3 separate regions of the Homo sapiens genome follow, and all the other regions are linked to region 1. Evidence: chromatin loops called from intact Hi-C (ENCODE). Cell type or tissue: GM12878. All regions are shown on one strand.

What was found. A loop is a pair of places that touch in the nucleus more often than their neighbours do. Peaks named below come from ENCODE experiments on the same cell type or tissue, not always from the same donor. Only the 100,000 strongest peaks of a DNase experiment are listed, where the experiment ranks them.
Region 2: it touches region 1 in a loop (4-fold over the local background); 4 of 110 quality-filtered maps call a loop at or near these places.
Region 3: a loop joins it to region 1, with 4 times the contacts of the local background. A loop is called at or near these places in 13 of 110 quality-filtered maps.

Annotation. Positions count from the first base shown.
Region 1 is chr4:4,688,209-4,692,208 of GRCh38, reverse strand. The region is part of intron 5 of LOC124900165; the gene reads right to left. All of the region lies in intron 4 of STX18-AS1 (STX18 antisense RNA 1 (head to head)), which reads right to left. Among named protein-coding and RNA genes, the nearest start is that of SNORD162, 26 kb to the right of the region's middle. In GM12878, a CTCF peak has its summit at 2,276; a DNase peak (open chromatin) is centred at 2,368; H3K27ac peaks cover 344 bases.
Region 2 is chr4:4,760,157-4,764,156 of GRCh38, reverse strand. LOC124900165 reads right to left here. Exons shown (of 6, transcript XM_047416490.1): 6 at 1-3,611. It overlaps LOC101928279 (a long non-coding RNA gene), which reads right to left and starts at 2,397. Exons shown (of 3, transcript NR_125892.1): 1 at 2,090-2,397. RefSeq lists enhancers at 397-536, 113-650, 707-1,016, 651-1,187, 442-1,641. In GM12878, a CTCF peak has its summit at 2,435 (motif pointing left); DNase peaks (open chromatin) are centred at 716 and 1,116; H3K4me3 peaks cover 744 bases; H3K27ac peaks cover 1,439 bases.
Region 3 is chr4:4,878,706-4,882,705 of GRCh38, reverse strand. No RefSeq gene overlaps it. Among named protein-coding and RNA genes, the nearest start is that of MSX1, 21 kb to the right of the region's middle. In GM12878, a CTCF peak has its summit at 2,008 (motif pointing right); no DNase peak of the experiment used is centred here.

The sequences.
Region 1 (4,000 bases):
ACTAATACACCTTGCCATCGAGATCAGACTTTGGGGCCAGTTCCAAGGTCCCTACATCACATTTACTGCCTGGAGTCACTTAGGTAGGTGCTATCCCTCAGACCCTGAGCCCAGACATGCCTTCCCCTGGGCCAGCCTTCTGGCGACAGGATTACCAAATGTGCCTCATTCTCACTTATTTTCTTCAACACTCAGGGGCATTTTACTCCACAGAGCAGCACATGTCTGCCTTGGGCCACTGGGTGGACAGTGATATCATTTAACAAAGGGAACACCCAGGGTGAAGAGCTGGTTTAGGGAAGGAAAAAGTGTTGAGCGGGAGGTCCTGAGGCACTGCTGGGAGAATGCCTCAGGGTGGCTTGAGCTATAAAGCTCAGGCTTAGCTGACTGAATGGATCTGAGAGGTTTTTGCCCAAGCAGCTGGTGGGCAAAGCCATCAGAGTGGGTGAGGGTCCCCAGAGGCCAAACCTGAGCCAGATTTTGAGGGGCCCAGAGTTTATACAATTTGGGGAATGGGGAAGAGCTTATTAAGAAACAAGACTGGGTGTGGTGGCTCACACCTGTAATCCCAGCACTTTGGGAGGCCAAGGTGGGCAGATCACCTGAGGTCAGGAGTTTTCAAGACCAACCTGGCCAACATGGTAAAACCCTGTCTCTACTAAAAATACAAAAAAATTAGCCAGGCTTGGTGGCAGGTGCCTGTAATCCCAGCTACTCAGGAGGCTGAGGCAGGAGAATCGCTTGAACCCAGGAGGCGGAGGTTGCAGTGAGCCTAGATTGCGTCTCTGTACTTCAGCCTGGGTGACAGATAGAGACTCTCTCAAAAAAAAAAAAAAAAAAAGAAAGAAAGAAAGAAAAGAAAAGAAAAAGAAAGAGAAACAAAACCCAGAAAATTGTGAAAACAAAATCGCAAGGCCTTTCTCAGACCTGGGTAGAGACCCAGGCAAGTGAGGGACACTGAAGCTTAAGCTTCATGCTTCACTGTATACTCACCTCTGAGTGGGGTCTAACAGACAGGTACATTGTAGTGACATTACTTTCTAACTTTCTGTCTCCATCACTAGAGTGTGAGTGTCGTGTTATGGAATTAATTATGTCAGGTTCACCTGTAGCCCCAGGGCTTTGCATAGTGAATGGCTCTATCAGCAGAGTTCAGTCAAGGAACCAGAAATGTGTCTAGGTATTTTTGGCAGCGAGGTATTCAATATGAGGAAATAAATAGGTGCTAGAAAACTGTTGGATGAGCTGGAGGAGTGAAAGTGATAAGGCTGTTACTGGGCTTTAGGCTTCAAGGTCACTCTGCTTGATTCTGAACTCAGGATACTGTAGGCAATTCCAGCTGATGCCCCACCAGTCCCTTACCCATGAACTGATAAATAGAGAGTATGACCACTGCAAAGCTCACTCCTGCCAAAGCCTGCCCACCAGCTGCCACTGCCAGAGCAAATTCTGCTTTCCAAATGTTGCACATGTGCTTCTCATTGGCAGAGCCTAATTTTTTTTTTTTTTTTTGAGACAGAGTCTCACCCTGTCACCCAGGCTGGAGGGTAATGGCTTGATCTCGGCTCACTGCAACCTCCGCCTCCTGGGTTCAAGCAATTCTCCTGCCTCAGCCTCCCGAGTAGCTGGGACTACAGGTGTGCACCACCATGCCCAGCTAATTTTTGCATTTTTAGTAGATACAAGGTTTCACCATGTTGACCAGGATGGTCTCAATCTCCTGACCTCGTGATGTGACCACCTCGGCCTCCCAAAGTGCTGGGATTACAGGTGTGAGCCACTGCGCCTGGCTGGCAGAGCCTAAATTTTATCCAGAACCCTAGCAGCAAAGGAACATAGGAAATACATTTCATCCCCTATGAAATAGCAGGATTGGGAAGTTCATAGGAAGGGGTACAAATAGATGCAAATTGTCCAAAGAAGACATTTAGGACAATGGCACAGAGTGGGAGAGTGGGTGCTGTGTGAGTTATTGATCATGGTGTAGGAGATTACCCCAAAACTTAGTGGCTTGAAACAACAGTTATTATCTCGTGGTTTCTGTGGGTCAGAAGTCCAAGCACAGCTTATCTGGGTGCTCTGCTTCACGGTCTCTGGCTGATGCCATCAAGCTGTGTCAGTCCAGGGGCTGTGATGTCATGGGAAGACTCTAAGGGGGAAGGGTCCACTCACTCAGTGGCTGTTGGCAGCGTTCAGTTTCATGTGGCTGCTGAATGGGGGCTCCGGTTCCTCACTGATTTTTGGCTGAAAGTCACCTTCAGTTTCTTGCCACATGGGCCTCCTGCTGGTTTCATCAAAGGATGCAAGCCAAGAAGTCAATAGAAAGAATCTGCTAGCAAGACAGAAACCATGGCCTTTTTCGAACCTAACCACAGAAGTGACATCCCATCATTTTTGCCATATTCTATGGTTAGAAATGATTCACTAGGTCCAGCCCACAGTCAAGGGCAGGGGCTTACACAACGGTGTGACTACCAGGAGGAGGAAATCATTGAGGTCATCTTCGGAAGCTCTCTGCAATACTTGGTGAACACCTGAGTGAGGAAAGCCCGAGAGCAAGAGGCAATGGAGTCTGGTGCTCCAGGGGGAGGCCTCTGGCTGTCTGCGCACAGCTTCACATGGTCATGGTGTCCCAGTGGCACCACCTGGAAAAGGGTGCCCAGAGGCGGCCAGGCTGGAGAATGGAGGAGGACTGCTTCACTGGGATCAATGCATATGACATGGATAGATAAACTGCATGTCAAATTCTCTTCTGTTTTGTTTGTTTGTTTTGAGACAGGGTCTCACTCTCTTGCCAAGGCTGGAGTGCAGTGGTGTGATCTTGGCTCACTGCAGCCTCAAACTCCAAGGCTCAAGTGATCCTCCCACCTCAGCCTCACAAGTAGTTGAGACTACAGGTGCACACCACCATGCTTGGCTAATTATTTTATTTTTATTTTTTGTAGAGCTGAGGTCTTGCTATGTTGCCCAGACTGGTCTTGAACTCTGGGCTCAATTGATCTGACCTCCTCAGCCTTCCAAAGTGCTGGGACTGCAGGTGTGAGCCACTGCGTCTGGCTCCAAGTACCCTTTTAAAATGAGGACGGTAACTGGCACGGGGGTCCAGAAGGTGGAGTCAGCCCGATGTCTTGTGTATGGATAATTGTCGCAATTTGATTTAATCTTGCCTTCTCCTCTCCTAAAGTTCCTATCTCCCCTCGTCTCTTTTTTCATTTTATGTCACAAAAATCCACATGGTAGATAGCTGTGACTGAGGGGCTTCATTCGGACACACTCGTGTGCTTAGCATCCCCCAGGCACCGTGCTAGGCAACGGGAGTATAGACACGAGCAGGACATTTCTCCTCCTGTTTTCACAGTCTTTGCCGACCCTGGTGGAGATGTGAGCACAGACAGGAGGATTGAGTACGGGCAGAGCCAACCAAGGGAGAGGCCCTGAACTCCAACTCGGAGAGGATAAAAGGCCTCCAGAGGAAGCGACCTGGGAGAGGAGTCTCAGAGGTTAAGAATTTAGTCAGGGAAAAAGGAGAAACGACTCCAGGGAGAGGAGACAGCTGGACGACAGCAGGAGTGGGGATGAGAAATGGGGAGACAGGGAAGCAGACATCGGAGGCAGTGGGAGAGCTCACATTGCAACGAACCAGGGAGCTGCCTCTCTAGAGGTTGTTTGGGCTGCCCTCTTGAAATCGTTAGAAAGAATGCAGTGTTCGGAGGCACTTTATTTTAGGCTTTGTTTAGACTGAAAGGAAAAGCAAAGACGGTGGTGTGATCCTTAATGAAAGCCTAGCAGACGCGGGCATCAGCCAACTGGAAAGCAACAGTCCACTTCTCGGGAAAAGCAAACAGTCACTCTGGGCCTTGGTGTTTCCATCCATAAATGGGGCTGTCTATGTTATACACCTGCTCACTTGATGGAAGCACTAGGGATGAATAAAGACGAGGGTCCCAGGCAAGGTAAGTCTCCGGGGAGCTGTCTCCATCTTTAAAAAGGCCTTTGAGTT
Region 2 (4,000 bases), 72 kb before region 1:
GGAGACACTGGAGTTCAATGCAGTGAGCTCCAGGCATAGCACACCATGGGGTGGGACAGGAAGCAAGGGGAACAAAGGTGCCCAGTCCACAGTAAGTGCTCAGCAAACATTATTACCAACTCTTGCAAACATGGCATCCGTTCACAGCAAGGCAAGGCTTACTCACAGGAAACTGCTTGCCCTCACTCCTCTAGGAATGCTTAATACCCAGGCAGTGTCTCTGGGACCTTGTGGACACCAAGTCCTTTATTCATCTACCTTTTTGCCGTCCCACCAAAGTCCTGTGACAGGAAATGCAGCAGGTCTAATCCTGAGGTCAGAGTGGCCCTCTGCGATGGCTGTTCTTTCCGGCCCACCCCCTCTGCCTCCCTCCCATTCTTGGGACCCTGATTAGCCTGAGTATTGGATGACCGCTGCTCTTCTTCCCCTGCCTCGCAAGGGTTAATCAGCCTTCCTGCGGGGCGGCAGGGCGGCTAGGAAGGAGGCAGCAGGGCGTCCTGGCGGCAGGCGGCTTTCATTACTTTGATGGGATACATGTGCTCGGCTTTATCTCCGGCCCTTTCTCCGTAATTCAGAGCTTGAACGTCTCAGCTGTCGGCCGATCTGCAGACAATTGCTCGGGGTAATACTATCCGGAAAAAGCTGATAAAATGCAGATGTGACGAGGCCTCTGAAATTTGCGGTTTGCTAAGTGGTTTGCTGCGATGCTTGCCCCTGGCCAGGGTGGCTTCCCTTCGAGGCTGGGAACCAGGGGGGTGGGAGTTGCATTTTTTTTTTTTAAGTGAAAGGTTGAATAGAGGAAGTGAGTGTAGATTTTTTCCCTCTAATTAGGAAGATGGGCAAATAGAAAGTAGAGGGGAAGGGGACAATACCGGAGGACGTGGCAGTTCAGGCCTCCCCTTGGGTCCCCATCTAACCAGCCTCTTCGGGGGGGCACCTCCAGAAATGGGCACCCTGGGATTCCTCTGTGCAGCCTGGTGCAGGGGGTGGTGCAGGGGGTGCTTGGAAGGAGGCCACTCACTGACTGTGTGACCCTGGGCCAGTCACTCAATCTCTTCCTCAATGACTCAACCAAAAGACCAAATGACTCACAATCTCAGTTACTTACCAGGTGCGCTGCACCCAGCAGGATGCCTGAACACAGTAGGTGCTCGATGAATGACGCAGCAGTTTCCTTTACCTCACTTGGGACCCCACATGACCCTAGAGAGTAAAGCTGCATGACACTGATGTAAACACAATGAGTCCCAGTTGGGTGGTAGGCAAGGGGCCTGCCAGGCTGTTAGTCCCAAAAATCATGACTTCCCAGGCCAAAGTCACCGGGCTGGATCCCCTGAGGAAACAAGCATCACTGTGTTTTCCTGGGCCAAAGAAGCATTGGGGCAGAGCTCCTCCACTTTACTGTGTGCCCGAATCACCAGGGATCATTCCAAATGCAGATTCCCATTCAGGAGGGCCGGGCAGCCTATGAACATGCATCTCTCACAAGGTCCCAGAGATGCTGAGGCCTCAAGCGGGGTGAAGACCCCGAGTCATCAGGCTGGGGAGGAGGCTTTGGGCATACCTAGGCCTTGCCCTTTCAGTCCCAGGAGAACCCTGCTGACCAGAGAGGACAGGCGGCATGGTTGGTGTTGCTCAGGACGTTGGGGACAGAGCCAGACTGGAAGGGTGACTGCACCCTGAGCTTGGTGCTTTTCCCACAGGGCCTCTGGTGACCAACCTTCCATAGCCAGCCCTGGTTTCAGACCCGTGGGTGAATCCACATGACAGCATCCCAGAGAGCTCGCCTCATCACGCCCTTCCCAACTTGCTTTTACGACAAAGGAAAACTATTAATAGATGAATTGATGCTGTTACGTGCTGCCATTGAGGCCACATAACACAGTTCTCAAAACAGCCACGGGCCTGACCCGCACCTATCTATGGACCTCATGCCCCAGTCTGTGTGCAAACATCTCAAATAATCAATAAGCCGTGAAGACAGCTTGTGAAAACATGGCTTCAGTTTCAGGGATGCCTTTTCGCTCTCTTATATGTTTACGCTAAGGTAAAAGTAGCCAGCACATTGAGCTTCTCCTGCCGTCCTTACCTCTCATCCTCGAAAATATCCCTGGGAGGTGACTTGATCACGCCCATTTTCAGATGAGGGAAACTGAGGCCCAGAAGGTTAAGTCACTTGCTCTAAGGCTCCTCGCTGGCAGGATCAGAGCTGGAGTTCAAACCCAAACGTGTTTAGGAGTATCCAGCTCCAAAGCACACACAGCTGGGTTGGTGCCACGCTGTCTCCGGACAAACAGGACCCCAGGGTCGGTGCGAGGACGCAGAGTGCTAAGGCAGCCGAATGCAAAATTTAGGGCAGGGCCTGGGTTTTTCCCTTGTAAAGGCCAGTCTGCAATTAGAGGGGCCTTTTGCAGTTCTTGCCTTTCAAAGAAAGAGGGCGTCTCTCCCCCTGCTGGGGTGTGGGCAGAGCTGGTAGCAATTTTCCCACAATGTGTAAATTAGTCAATCTCCGAGTCTGTAAACGGGGGCCTTTGAAGCGATCTTAATGAAGCACTCCATTAGGGCTTAGTGATGGCTGCCTCCAGCATTACTGGACCCCGCGCCTTTTGATGTCTTGGGGCCACGGGTTGGAGGCTCAACTTATCTAAATGTCCCGGCAGGCTTAAAAAAAAAAAAAAAAAAGGCAAAAAGCTCCCTTAGAGAAGCTGAAAAATTTTTAATGAAAAAAGTTAGTCCTGGCCTGACTGATGTTGGCACTTCAAAGCCAGTGCAGACTAAATTGCTGTAGACTGCTTAATTCAAAAGTGCTCCCTCGCGGGTGACAGTCCAATGGTGACAAAATACAATTGGCAACAGGAGACGGGCAAGATCAAAGGCTGGCTATTGTAATAGTTTTGTTCCATGAAGAATTGCTCATTGTCAGGAGTTTTTAAGCCTTTTTTTTCTCTCTCCCTCTTTCTCTCTCTTTTTTTTTTTTTTTTTTTTTGGCCCCAGAGCCATCCCGGGATTCTCTGGTTCAGAATCAGTGTACATAAATACTTGTAATTACATCCTTCTGACAATACATTTCAGTTCGCAGAGGTTGCGGCTGCCTTCCCGTCTCTCTCAAGGTTCATGGAGCTGATGGTTGGTTGGATTGTAAAAATCATTTCTGTGTTTTTGTTAGAAAAGATCTTTCGAGGCACTTGGAGGGCGAATTAGAGCTGGGATGTGCTCATCTTCTTGAGGACTATTTTAGGATTTGCTTCAGATTAAACTGCTGCCTGCAGAGGCCCTTGAGGGGTGATGGGGTGGAGGGAGCATCAGATGACTGGTCGTGGGGTTCTGGCTCTTCTTTATGACTTTACCTGGTTTCTCCTGGCCTCAATTTCCCCAGTTATAACCTGGGGCTCATTTACTCACACCACAAGTATTTATTGAGCTCTGACCTGGGTGAATGCATGCCTTGCCAGGGTCATTTGTAAGGCCGTTGGGAGAAAGTGGGCATGAAAGCCCTCTGCGATCTGGACACTGCCTCCTTCACTCCGCTCCGTGGTTTGGAGGGGCTGTTTCCGGGATCTGTGGGTACTGGGATCTGTGGGTTACCTGGCTTCTTTGACCACCATCATTCCCTAGGAACACAGAACCCAGAATGAGATATTCTGGTGAGCTCTTCACAAGCCTCTACTTGGAGGGAGGGAAGAGATGAAAGGAAAGCGTCTCCCCAGGCCTAGAATCCAGTCCTCACTTCTCTTCCCGCAGTGTGGCTCCACCAACTCACTTTTCTCCCAGAACCTCAGTTCCCTTCCGTGTATCATGGGAATCATACTCCCTGCCCTGGCAAATCTCCTGTTTTTTACCTGACTTTACACAAGGCTCAGACAAGGGAAAAGATGCCAACGCACTTTGTAAATGACCAGAAAGCCAGAAGCATCCCAAAGTTGGTCCATGCTATTTTCTGACCCAAGCCGGAGGAGGCTGGGGCTGTGTGGGGCTGGGTCGAGGGTGGGGATGACTGGAG
Region 3 (4,000 bases), 190 kb before region 1:
CGGCATAGTACTTTGACAGTTCATCCTTCTGTTTCTTCAGGTCATGTGCCATGGTCATTCCAACACTGAGCTCTTCCATCTGATGTTTTACATCTGCAGCACTGTCCGGCTTCTCCAACAGCTTGACTTTCCATGTTATAGATAAACACAAATGCTTCCTTTTTTTCTTATCACTTCTTTTTTTTTTTTTTTTTTTTAGCCCATGGGAGTATCAGCAGGCCTTTAAAATTTTAATCAATAACTTTATTTATTTATTTATTTTTATTTAATGTAATTAATTTATTTATTTTTCAGATGGAGTCTCACTCTTGTTGCCCAGGCTGGAGTGCAGTGGCACTATCTCGGCTCACTGCAACCTCCGCCTCACAGGCTCAAGCAATTCTCCTGCCTCAGCCTCCAGAGTAGCTGGGATTACTGGTGCCCGCAACCACACTCAGCTAATTTTTGTATTTTTAATAGAGATGAGATTCCACCATGTTGGCCAGGCTGGTCTCGGCCTCCTGACCTCAGGTGATCCACCCGCCTCAGCCTCCCAAAGTGCTGGGATTACAGGTGTGAGCCACCGCTCCTGGCCTTAATCAATAACTTTACACCACACAGCAGAGAATAAGAAAAAGAACCAAGTGAGTAATGCAGGTAGATCTTGGCTTCATGTGGGGCATAGTGGGGAATGTGTTACTGGTGCCTCAGCCTGTGAAAGTGCTATTTTATTCTCTGTGTGAGTGCTTGAGGGGCAGAGGGAACCTGGATGTGCGTGGAAAAGATACATCACTGCTGAAGCGGGCTGAGAAGGCCTTTTTTTCCTTTGGGGATATGAAATAAACGATGTGTTGTGCACCAGTATTTTGACTGTGACATGTCACATGAGATCAGATGTGGAATTTTCCACTTGTGACATCATGTCCACTCTCAAGACATTTCAGATCTTGGAGCATTTCCGATTTCAGATTTTAAGATTAGGGATGCTTAACCTGTACTTTCTTGCAACTGAAGGCCACAGGTTTCCAGATTGAAAGGATTCACTTGGGCCCAGCACAAACAACAAAATAAAACCACACCAAGGCACAGGATGATGAAATTCCCAAGCAACAGAGATAAGGAAAAGAATCCAAAACCCCACAGGGAAAGAAAATAAGAATTAGAATGACATCAGACTATCAATAGCTGGAAACAAGATCACAGAGAAATGGTTCCACGGTTGGAGGAGGTACAATGCTACATCCAAGCAAACTATCACTGAAATGTAAGAGGAGAATAAAGACAATCTCAGACATGCAAAACTTTGAAAATGTTACCTTCCATGCAGCTTCTCTCAGGAAGCTACTGAAGGAGATGCTCCAAGAAAGGAAATCAATGAAGCAAAAGGAAGGCCTGAAACCCAGGAAATCAGGGCTCCAACTCAGGAAATGGGCAAAGGGGACTTCTCAGATGACGGAGCAGGGAAGTCCAGGGTTGACAGCTGTTTGATGGCTTCCAGGACAACCAGTGGTAGGAGGGCAACGTTCTCCAAGAGAAGTGTCTCCGAGAGGAGAAAGGGAATGGGGATGTTACCTGGCGTGTGTAAATTTGCTCAGAATAGTTCTCCATTTCTGAGAGAGTGAAGAGGTGAAATTAATGACAAGCACATAGGTAACTAAAGAAAGCATAAAGGCAATTATCAACTTCCAGAAAGAAAGGTTATACAAGACAGGAAATGTAATTAAAGCATATTATGTGGCATAACTACGGACACTATTTATGTGGTCATAATAGTAACCACAGAATATTGATCTAACAAAAAATGATACCCTTATGAGAATGGTGAGAGGGTACTTGGGAAAGCAGCATAAGAGCTAATCTTCATCTTCGTAACAGAAAGTCCATCAATAATATTTAATACTAAAAAATCAAGGATTATCAGTGCAGAGAGGTGATTTAGAAAGAGGTAAGAAAATGCCAGAAGAAATAACTAAAGGTTGAAAATGCTCCATCTGGGGAAAATATTTGGTCTGGGCAGGCACAGGGTGGCGCTGCTCTTTTTCATTATATGCTGTTGAAAACCATTTGACCTTTAAAATGATATATGACTTCTTTAATTAAAAAAATCAAAATTAATTTTACAAACAACTTTTAAAAATAACCTCTAGGGAGAAGTGGAAACAGGCTTTATAAACATATGTATCCCTTTACAGGGGAAATATATTTAAAAACTGTTTATATTAAAACAAAAAATAAATTTTAATTAAAAAAAGGGGGGGTGGATACTGGATTTGAACCCAGGACTTTGACTCTCTGTCAGAGGACGGTGGAGGGAGGAGTTGGACCCACAGGACACATAGGACTTGGACCAACAAAGATGGGGAGGGAATTCCCAGCTGGGAAAAGACACAGAATATTTGGCTCAAAACAAGAAACCCACACAGAGATTTTGGTTTGAAGCTTTGGAAAACATTTGTTTTCGTTCCTTGTAAAAAATGGATGACGAACGGAGTTATTTGAAATGAGATTTTAACAAGAAAAAAACTCATCACATTTCATTAGCATTCTCCTACGAGCCCATTATTAACAAGTCCGATGACTGGTTTTAAGAGTTTCTATTTCCTTATGATCTCCAGTGAAAGTCATCAACACCAAGAGAGGGTTCAGAGTTTGTTCATTGTTTGCTATTTTTTTCAGTTAACATTCTTTGTTCTTCCTCTAAGCATATTATTTGATTTATATTTTTGCAACCACTTTCCACACTGCCTTTAGAGCTTATTTATGTGTTAAAAAGGCACTTATGCAAGCGTAGGTCCCTCAGCGTGAGTGGATTGAAACGGCATGTGCTTTAGAGACACACAGAACTTAATTTGAATTCCAGATACTGGTTTATTAACTGTGTGATCCTGAGCAACTGACTCATTCTCACTGGGCTGCAGGATTCCCTGAAAAACTGGAACCAGACATTCATTTCCCTAGCTATTGATGTGAGTAGTAAATTAAGGAACAAGGCTGGGTGCAGTGGCTCATGCCTGTAATCCCAGCACTTTGGGAGGCCAAGGCGGAGGGATTGCTTGAGCCCAGGAGTTCAAGATCAGCCTGGGTAACATGATGAAGCCTTGTCTCTACATAAAAATACAACAATTAGCCAGGTGTGGTGGCACGTGCCTGTAGTCTCAGCTACTCGGGAGGCTGAGATGGGAGAATCACCTGAGCCTGGGAAGTCCAGGCTGCAGTGAGCCATGATTGTGCTACCACACTCCAGACTGGGCGACAGGGCAAGACCGTGTCTCAAAAAAAATTAATTAATTGATTAAGGAACAGACTTGGAGAACCTGCTAGTTACTTAGCAAACAGAAATTACTCTTCCTTTCCCCCATCCACATATACAGAAAAGTACTCAGACGCTAATTACTTAAATGACTTTTACCACAATTGTGTCCAAGTGGAATTTCATCCGTCCACCTACATTTTGAGGATTTCTTGGAACTCCTTGTCCATACATATCTCACGGCTATTACAGACTGATAGTGCCTGCTGAAAGCTTCTAGAAAAGCCTTGGAGTTCAGTGGCTGTGCTCTGACCTAGGATTAGCAGTAAAACAGGGTCCAACTCCCTATCGTGTCTTCAGGTTCTAGCTCATCTGAGTCATGATCAGTCCATTGCCATTCAGAAGGCAGATCCAAGGAAAAGCGGTGCCATGTGCAAATGTGACCAGAATATAGCACTGGCCCCGGAATCCAAATGTCTGATTCCGATTCTGGCCTATCCCTCACGTGCAATCTTGGACAAATCCTTCCATCTTTCCGGGCTGTGGCTTCCTCATCTGGCTAAAGGGAATCACACCCCTGCCTTGTCAAGCTCACTGGTTTGTGACGAGGTTTACAAGGTGAGGGAGCAGGTGAGGGTACTATCTGTATATCTTTTCTTCCAGTGTTTCCTTGCCTCCTCTTTTCTGCTCCTACCCTGGCTCTGTAGGGTGGGAGGACAGGAAAGAACCCTCAGGGCTTCCGGCTTCTGAATCCCACGAGAGACAGCTTAT